Linked DNA regions of Homo sapiens: region 1 is linked to region 2. Evidence: read pairs that join two places in POLR2A ChIA-PET (ENCODE). Cell type or tissue: MCF 10A. All regions are shown on one strand. Links, peaks and the distances in the headings refer to the core of each region. The heading gives the core; the rest is flanking DNA.

The links. Peaks named below come from ENCODE experiments on the same cell type or tissue, not always from the same donor. Only the 100,000 strongest peaks of a DNase experiment are listed, where the experiment ranks them.
Region 1: POLR2A ChIA-PET joins it to region 2 with 7 read pairs; 3 of 35 experiments call an interaction of 5 or more read pairs at or near these places.

Annotation. Positions count from the first base shown.
Region 1 is chr20:47,189,017-47,193,416 of GRCh38, forward strand. No RefSeq gene overlaps it. Among named protein-coding and RNA genes, the nearest start is that of MIR3616, 24 kb to the left of the region's middle. In MCF 10A, for the core only: no CTCF peak of the experiment used is centred there; a DNase peak (open chromatin) is centred at 2,265.
Region 2 is chr20:47,131,480-47,135,879 of GRCh38, forward strand. All of the region lies in intron 9 of EYA2 (EYA transcriptional coactivator and phosphatase 2), which reads left to right. Among named protein-coding and RNA genes, the nearest start is that of MIR3616, 33 kb to the right of the region's middle. In MCF 10A, for the core only: no CTCF peak of the experiment used is centred there; a DNase peak (open chromatin) is centred at 2,532.

The DNA of each region.
Region 1 (4,400 bases), core at 74-4,073, 57 kb after region 2:
GAAAGGGAGGGGAAGAAGGACAAAGGGACAAGTGTCTCCAGGAACTTTAGGTGGTATCTGTCTGGATCCGGGTGGTCAAATGAATTTCTCTCATGTGGCCGTAATTCTCAGGCAGGCTGTTCCCTGTGTGGCAAAGACGGCTCTACGAGTCCTTCAGCAAAACCACACAGACAGAAAGAGACCACATTCTTCACCGTGGTGCAGCGAAAGCCTCAGGACTGTAACTCGTTGGCCAAATCTGAGGCTTAGGCAACTCACGGAGCTGGATTTAGGGTTGGATCCTGTCACGAACAGCAAGTTGAACAAGCTGATCCTCCAAGGGAAAGAAAATCAGTGAGCTGTTATTCAAAGAATTGGGGGAATTGAGGGTCGGGCTGGAAAATGCAACTGACTTCCGTTCTAATGGTAGGACTTCATTTCCCAGTGGATGGGACATGAGTGAAGGATCCAGTTTAAGGGGCAAGGAGGGAAATCTGGAGAAGTTCTGAAGACATCTGGAGCACTGCCACTACCCATAGTGGACCAGGCAGGACCTGGGTCTATCTGATTGGATGCTAAGCAGGAATATAGGCTCCTTCCTTATTAATGCTGGTAAAATCGTGGATTATCAGTCAGCTGACCCATGTCATGGGAGATGGAGATCTCTGCCACTGGAGTCTCAGAGCTAGAATCTCTGATGATTAGAAAACTGTCACCGGCCAGGCATGGTGGTGTATGCCTGTAATCCCAACACTTTAGGAGGCCAAGGCATGTGGGTCGCTTGAGCCCAGGAGTTTGAGACCAACCTGGGCAACATGGTGAAACCCCGTCTTTACAAAAAATACAAAAATTAGCTAGGCATATAGCATGCGCCTGTAGTCACAACTACTCAGGAGGCAGAGGTGGGAAGAGCTCTTGAGCCCAGGAGGTTGAGGCTGCAGTGAGCCAGGTTCACACTGCTGCACTCCAGCCTGGGTGACAGAGCAAGACCCTGTCTCAAAAAAAAAAAAAAAAAAAAGGCATCACTAAGGGTCAGATAGACTCCCTTACTAGACCCTGAGCTTCTCAGGGGGTAGGTACTGTTGGTTTCATCTCTATATCCACAGAATCAAGCACAGAGCCTGACACAAAATAGAATCCCATTATAGATGGCATAGAATGAAGGATGGAAATATGAATGGAACCACAGCCAGATGGATGATAATATGGGTGAATGGCCATTTGGACAAATGGATAAAATGGAGTGTTAAACAGTTGAGTACGTGGGTAGATGAATGGTTGGTTAGGTGATTAGATGATTAATTGGAAGGTGGGTGGGTAATTGGGTGACTGGAAGATGGATAGATGAATAAATGGATACCTACTTGGGATGACTAGATGGATAGTTGGATAAATCATGGGTATATGGACGAACAGATAGATTATTGGATAGATGACCAGATCGATAACCAAGTAGTTGTGTGGTGACATGAATGAATAGATGGTGGTTTGGATGAGTGAATGGCTGGGTGGTTTTACGGAAATATGGATAGATGGTTAGGTGGGTGAGTTAGTGGATAAATGAGTGGGTTGTTTGGACAGGTAGATGGATGGAATGATTGATGGTTGTTGGTGGTTGATAATAATATTATGATGGATATGTGGACAGTTTAATGGGCAGGTGGATGGAAAGTTAAATGGAAATGAAGTGTGATGGTTAGATGGATAGAGAGTGGAATGGAAGTGAAGAATCTTTAGCATTGCCTAAAATACCTGAGTCAGCCTCACTAATATCTGTCAGCTTAGGTTTCTTCTAGAATGAGTGGAGGAGCTTTACTGGATAAGCTGACTTCTAGCTGGAGTGGATAATGAGACTAGAGTAGAGCCACCCAGTCACCAACCATCCACTGGTAGTCAGTGATGTGAATACTCCTGAATCCCCCTGACTCCCCATTCTTTAGCACCCTTGCCACACAGGAACCCACTTATAATCATGATCTACCCATCTCTCCCTTCCTGCTACCATCAAAACCTGCTGTCAGGGAAAATTCTGTTTAGGGTCCAACAAAGGGTAAATTACTTATTAAGAAAATTTTTTCTTTTAGTAGGATTTCATTAGAAACACAAGTAGAATTTCAGCCATGCACACAGGAGGTTTTGGGTGAAACAGATCTTCCCCTTGACCCTGAAATTAAACTACGTAGGTGATCAACTACTTTTTTGTTGTGATGAGTCAATGTCAAAGACTAGTTCTGACAAAAGTTAGCAGTCCACAGTCTTTAAGGTAAGTGTTTTAACTTGAATTCCTTCTGGATGACTCAGAGCTTCTGCTGAGTAAGGATAGTATTTTTCTCATCTCTGTATGCTCATTGCCCATCACAGAGCCTGGCACAGATATGCCACTTAATGAATGTTGGATGGGTGAATGAGTAGATAAGTGGTGGATGGATGGATGGATGGATGGATGGATGGATGGATGGATGGAGAGATGGGTGAATAGTAGATGGATGGATGGATGGATTAGTGGATGGTGGATGGATGGAGGGATGGGTGAATGAGTGGATGCATGGATGGATGTAGATGGATGGATGGATAGATGGATAGGTGAATGAGTGGATGGATGGATGATAGGTGGACAGATGGGTGGTTAGGTGGATAGATGGATAGATGGATGACTGGGATTTCATGGTCCCAGGCTTCTAGACTTCACTGTTTCCCCAGCGGTGTCTTGCTGCTCTCCAGAACATTCTTAGAAGTAGAGTAACAGGACTATTCAAGACACACATACAAAAGCTTTTGGACTCTCAGAAGTCCAACCTTGACTCCAGAACTTCCTGAGCAGCCCAGCAGAAGGATAGAGACCCACAAAAGTGCCCAGGTTGACCTCAAGGATGAAAGAATTTGCATATCCAAGGGATTTAGAAGTCAGAGAGCTACCATTTGGATTTTTTCCATTGCAAATGACAGAAACACTATCAAAATGGCTTAAACAAAACAGAATTCATCTGCTCACTTGACTAAAAGATTCAAGAATGAGTGACCTCAGACCCCTTCAAATGCAAAACTCAAGACCCATCTTTAAAATTCAATTTATTTCTCTGAATCCCTGGACTCTGTTTCCTCTCCTTTGGCTTCGTTTGTAGGCAACATCCACATTCTTAGAGTGGAAGCTGTGGAAGACGTAATCCAACAAAGATTTTCATGAGTAAAGCATTGCTTAATTTTTAAAAGATAACTGCCTAGGACAGATAATCAGGTTAAATGTATTATGTGAGTTAATGTCCTTTAAATATTTTGAGTTGTTTCTTCCTGAGTTACTTGCAGCCAAAAGCGCTCCAACTGATATAGCACATAATAAATAGCATTACTAGTTTTTTTTTTTTCTTTTTTTTCTTTTTTTTTTTTGAGACAGAGTCTTGCTCTGTCACCCATGCTGGAGTGCAGTGGTGTGATCTCGGCTCACTGCAAGCTCTGCCTCCCGGGTTCGTGCCATTCTCCTGCCTCAGCCTCCTGAGTAGCTGGGACTACAGGTGCCTGCCACCACGCCCGGCTAATTTTTTTGTATTTTTTAGTAGAGACAGGGTTTCACCGTGTTAGCCAGGATGGTCTTGATCTCCTGACCTCGTGATCCACCCGCCTCAGCCTCCCAAAGTGCTGGGATTACAGATGTGAGCCACCGTGCCCAGCCTTTTTTTTTTTTTTTTTTTTTTTTTTGAGACAGTCTTGCTCTGTCACCCAGGCTGGAGTGCGATGGCATGATCTCGGCTCACTACAATGTCCACCTCCCAGGTTCAAGCGATTCTCCTGCCTCAGCCTCCTGAGTAGCTGGGATTACAGGCGCATGCCACCATGCCCAGCTAATTTTGTATTTTTAGTAGCGACAGAGTTTCACCATGTTAGCCAGGCTGGTCTCGAACTCCCAACCTCAGGTGATCTGCCCACCTCAGCCTTCCAAAGTGCTGGAATTACAGGCATGAGCCACAGCACCTGGCCAACACTTTATATTTTTTAAAATGCAACTGGTTCTTGTTTTTTGGTTGGTGGTGGTTTTTGGTGTTTGGTTTTGTTTTGGTTTGGTTTTGGGGGATTTTTGTGTGTGTGCGTTTTCTGGTTTTGATTGTTTTTTAGACAGGGTCTCACTCTTGTTACCCAGGCTGGAGTGCAGTGGCACAGTCATAGCTCACTGTAACCTCAAACTCCTGGGCTTAAGCGATCTCCCCACCTTAACTTCTGGAGTAGCTGGGATTACAGGCATGAGCCACCACACCCAGCTAATTTGGTTTTAAAACTTATAAAAAAATACTCAGGCCAGACATGATGGCTCACACCTGTAATCCCAGACCTTTGTGGGGGCCAAGGTGGGAGGATGGCTTGAGGCCAGGCGTTCCATACCAGACTGCAACATAGTGAGACCCCATCTCTACAAAAAACAAAAATAAAAA
Region 2 (4,400 bases), core at 308-4,307:
CCCCAAAGACGTCCACATCCTAGTCCCCAGAATCTGTGGCTGTTAACCTTCTATGGCCAAAGGGACTTTGCAGCTGTGATTATGTGTCCCTAATGTAATCAGAAGGGTTTTTATAAAAGGGAGGGTGGTCAAAGTGGGCGGTAGGAGATGTGAGGCCAGAAGCAAGATATTGGAGTGACATGAGGAAGGGGCCATGAGCCCAGGAATGCAGGTGGCCTCTAGCAGCTAACACAAGCAAGGAAACAGTCTTCTCCTCTGAAGCCTTCAAAGGAACGCAGCCCTGCAGACACCTCTCATCTCTAGAACTATTAGAGAATAAGTGTACATTGTTTAAAGCCACTAAGTTTGTGCTAATGTGTTATGGCAGCCACGGGAAACTATATTACATGTGTTTATATTCATGGTGACTTCCCATTTATGGTGACTACACCAGGTTTTCTATTTATGATCATGATAACAAGTTTCTTTCTAAACTAAAATGCACTTAGATTTTGTTTTTGTCTTTGAAACAGGGTCTCACTCTGTTGCCCAGGCTGGAGTGCAGTAGCGCAATCATAGTTCACTGTCACCTCAACCTCCCAGGCTTGAGCAATCCTCCTGCTAGGACTGTAGGCACACACCACCACGCCCAGCTAATTTTTTAATTTTTTGTAGAGATGAAGTCTTACTATGTTGTCCAAGCTGGTCTTCAGTTCCTGGGCTCAAGCGATCCTCCTGCCTCAGCCTCCCAAAGCACTAGATTATGAGCGTGAGCCACCATGCCCCCAGCGAGGTGTTTTAGAAGGAGGGAGTAGCCAAATTAAAGGAAAATATTAAGTTAATAATAACACAGCTACTCTGTAGCTTGGCAGAACTTGCAAAGGTGTTCCAAGAATGGCCCTAGTTTGGAAAATAACAGGTTAAACTATCGCATGGGAATTTCTCAGCGGGAGAAGTCTTCTGTTGGAAGCTTCTGAATGCTGCTGCTTTTTGTTAGTAATACCTAGGCACCAGGTGTTTTGCAAGACACACCACACACAAATCCTCAGGAGCCCTGGAAAGGACTCACTGCTTATGTTCAGCTGAAGAAACTGAGGCCCAGGGAGAGTGAACATCTCCTTCAAGGTGATGTACCTGGGGAATGGCAGTCCCAGGATTTGAACCTGGGTCCTGCCAACTCCATGGGTGATGCTCTCAACCACTTTGCTTCATGGAGATTCTTGTCTATGGCCACATTCATGGATACCTTGTGAATGATGGAGGCAATTTGTGGTGGCCATTTGGGTGAGTCCCTTGCCCCATTAGGCAATGCTTGTATAAGGGAGAGGTTACTCTTTTCAGACTACATAATAACCCAGGCCCTTCCATGGACTTGGCTTAAATCACCTTGGGGTGGGGGTAGCAAGAGGTGCCATCAGAAGAGAAGACAGTCTTTCCAAAGTGCTTCCTGGCAAAGCTCGACCATTGCTAAGATGTAAAGAAACACTTGGGCTTGCTCAGCAGGCCTTGTCTATGCCGCAAACACCCGTTTTTGCTTGGAATTGGCACGTTGCATGCTGAGTTAAGAATCTTTTGATTATAAGCGACAGAAATTCAATGCACATCAGCTTAGGCCAAAAAGGAGAATTTGTTCATGTCACCAAGATGTCCAAACGTAGACCTAAAGCAAGGTGGGATCCAGCTCCCTAAATATTTTCATATGAATCTGTGTGCACTGTCAGGAAGGCTCTGCCTGTAGGGTGACAGAGATGGCTGCCGGCATCCTTGAGCCTAGATCTACCAGCTCAGCCACCCCAGGAAAAAAAGGTGCCTCTCCCAGGAGTCATAGCTAAAGTCCTCAGGCCAATGCCCATTGGCTCATAATCATCCTTGAATCAATCACTATGATTCTAGCCAGGGATGGGTTATGAGATCACCCTGAAAGACCCATAATGGGTGTTATTTTTACTAAAAATTATTAACTGCTAATTTACGGATGTGACTGCTCATTCTCAGAGAGATTGGGTATCTCCACAATAGCATGCTGCCTCCTTTGCTAACCGGTTGTTTTTTGAAGGTGTCTAATAAAGACACTGTGTTGGGAATCCCCAAGACCACCTTCGGCCTCAATGATTGACTAGAACTCACAAGGCTCAGAGAAGCTGTTAGACTCACAGTTACAGTTATTACAGTAAAAGGACACAGATTAAAATCTGCAAGGGGAAGAGGCACATGGGGTGAAATCCAGGAAAGACCAGGCACAATCTTCCGGGAGTCCTCTCCCAGGGGAGCACGGACACTCCACCTAATTCTCCCAGCAACAATGTGTGCGAACACATGCCAAGTGTTGCCAACCAGGGAAGCCCACTTGAGCCTTGATGTCCAGGGTCTTATTGGGGGTCAGTGACATAGGCATGCGACACCTAAGTAACTGACCTCAGCCACTCAGACACCAGCACCCCAGAGCAAAAATAGACATTCACCATAAACTACATTCTTAGCCTAAACTATCTCAAGTGGAAGTGCATGGTGTGGCCCAAGGGCTTGGAGCTCATGCACCAGGAACTGGCCAAGGGCCAGCCCTGAAGACAGACATTTCTTAAGGAATGTGCAGGGTTTGAGCAACCCAGGCCTGCTGAGTTAACCCTTTCCTGCACAGCCAGCCTCTAAATCTTTATAGCAGACCCCAAATGAAATCAGCTAAATGGCTCTTCCCAAGTAAAGACCACCAGATAGCGTAGATGTCTGGTGCACTTGGAGATTCCACAGAGGGGACAGCACATCCCTTCTGCCCAGTCATGCAGCTGAGCCATGGAAGGCAGACGCTCCCTCAGAGCAAAAAAGCCATGACAGGGGTGGTGGCCTAACCAGAGGATTATGGAGTCTGGAGTCAGATTAGACCTGAGTTCAGTGCCAACACTTTCTCTTACAAGCTAAGCAACATTGAACAAGCTACACAGTAATAATAGTAACAGTAATAGCAATATAAACAGTAGCTATTATTAAGCTAACATTTATTCAGACCTTGCTATGTTCCAGGCATGGTTTTAAGCACTTAAACAGTCATTAATTTATTGTTTTTAATTTTTTTTACATGGTCACAGTAAGAAATACATTTTACACTATAACCCACCACATACACACACACACACAAACACACACACACCCCAACTGGAATAGGTGTTCACCATTGCTGTGTATGATAGATTCTGATAGTTCGTTGTCTATTGTAGGAATTAACAAACTTTTCCTATAAAGGGATAATAAATATTTTAGGATTTCAGCTAGGTCCTGTGGTGACTACTCAACTATGCCATTGTACCATGAAAACAGCCATAAATAAACATTAAGTGATCAAATGGGCACTGCTAGGTTCCAACAAAACTTTATTTACAAAAACAGACAACGGGCCGGGTGCAGTGGCTCACGCCTGTAATCCCAGCACTTTGGGAGGCTGAGGCGGGCGGATCATGAGGTCAGGAGATCAAGACCATCCTGGCTAACGTGGTGAAACCCCGTCTCTACTAAAAATACAAAAAATTAGCCGGGCGTGGTGGCGGGCACCTGTAGTCCCAGCTACTTGGGAGGCTGAGGCACAAGAATGGCGTGAACCCAGGAGGCGGAGCTTGCAGTGAGCCGAGATCACGCCACTGTACTCCAGCCTGGGCGACAGAGCGAGACTCCATATCAAAAAAAAAAAAAAAAAAAAAAACAGACAACAGGCCATAGTTCCATAGTTTGCTGACTCCTGGGTTCTATTATATTTCTTCCAGTCTTTTTTTTAATGCTGTTCATTAAACTTTCACTAAAAGGATTATAACCTGCACTTTTACAAAAACGTATTTAATCTTTACAACAATCCTATCAGGTATATAAGCCCATTTTACAGATGAGAAACTGAGACACACTGAAGTTAAGTAACTTGTAAGAAGTGGAACTGGCCTTGATCAGAGGTAGTCTGGCTTAGAGCCCACCTTCTTCACCTGTACAACAAAGCACTCACTAGAGATTGGCCATTATCATTATCAACATTATTATTAATTATTATTATTATTATTATTCAGCCAGGAGTTAAGTTATGAAGGAACTCATATTTGAATTATGAAGGAACTCAAAATCCCACAGTCACATAAACCAGTTTCAGGATGAAATCGGCATGCCTTCCTTTTGTTCAAAGGGTTGTACAGCTAATTAGTATGTAAATCTCACTTCTTTGAATTGAACACATTTTAGAGTCATCTATTACAAAAGTGCTGCATGCTTGAAACAGAAAGCTTGCAAAATCTGTAATCTCAGCACTTTGTGAGGCTGAGGCAGGAGGATCACTTGAGGCCAAGAATTCAATACCAGCCTGGGCAACATAAGGAGACCCTGTCTCTACAAAAAAAAAAAAAAAAAAAAAAACAAACAAACAAACAAAAAACTAATTAATTAATTAATTA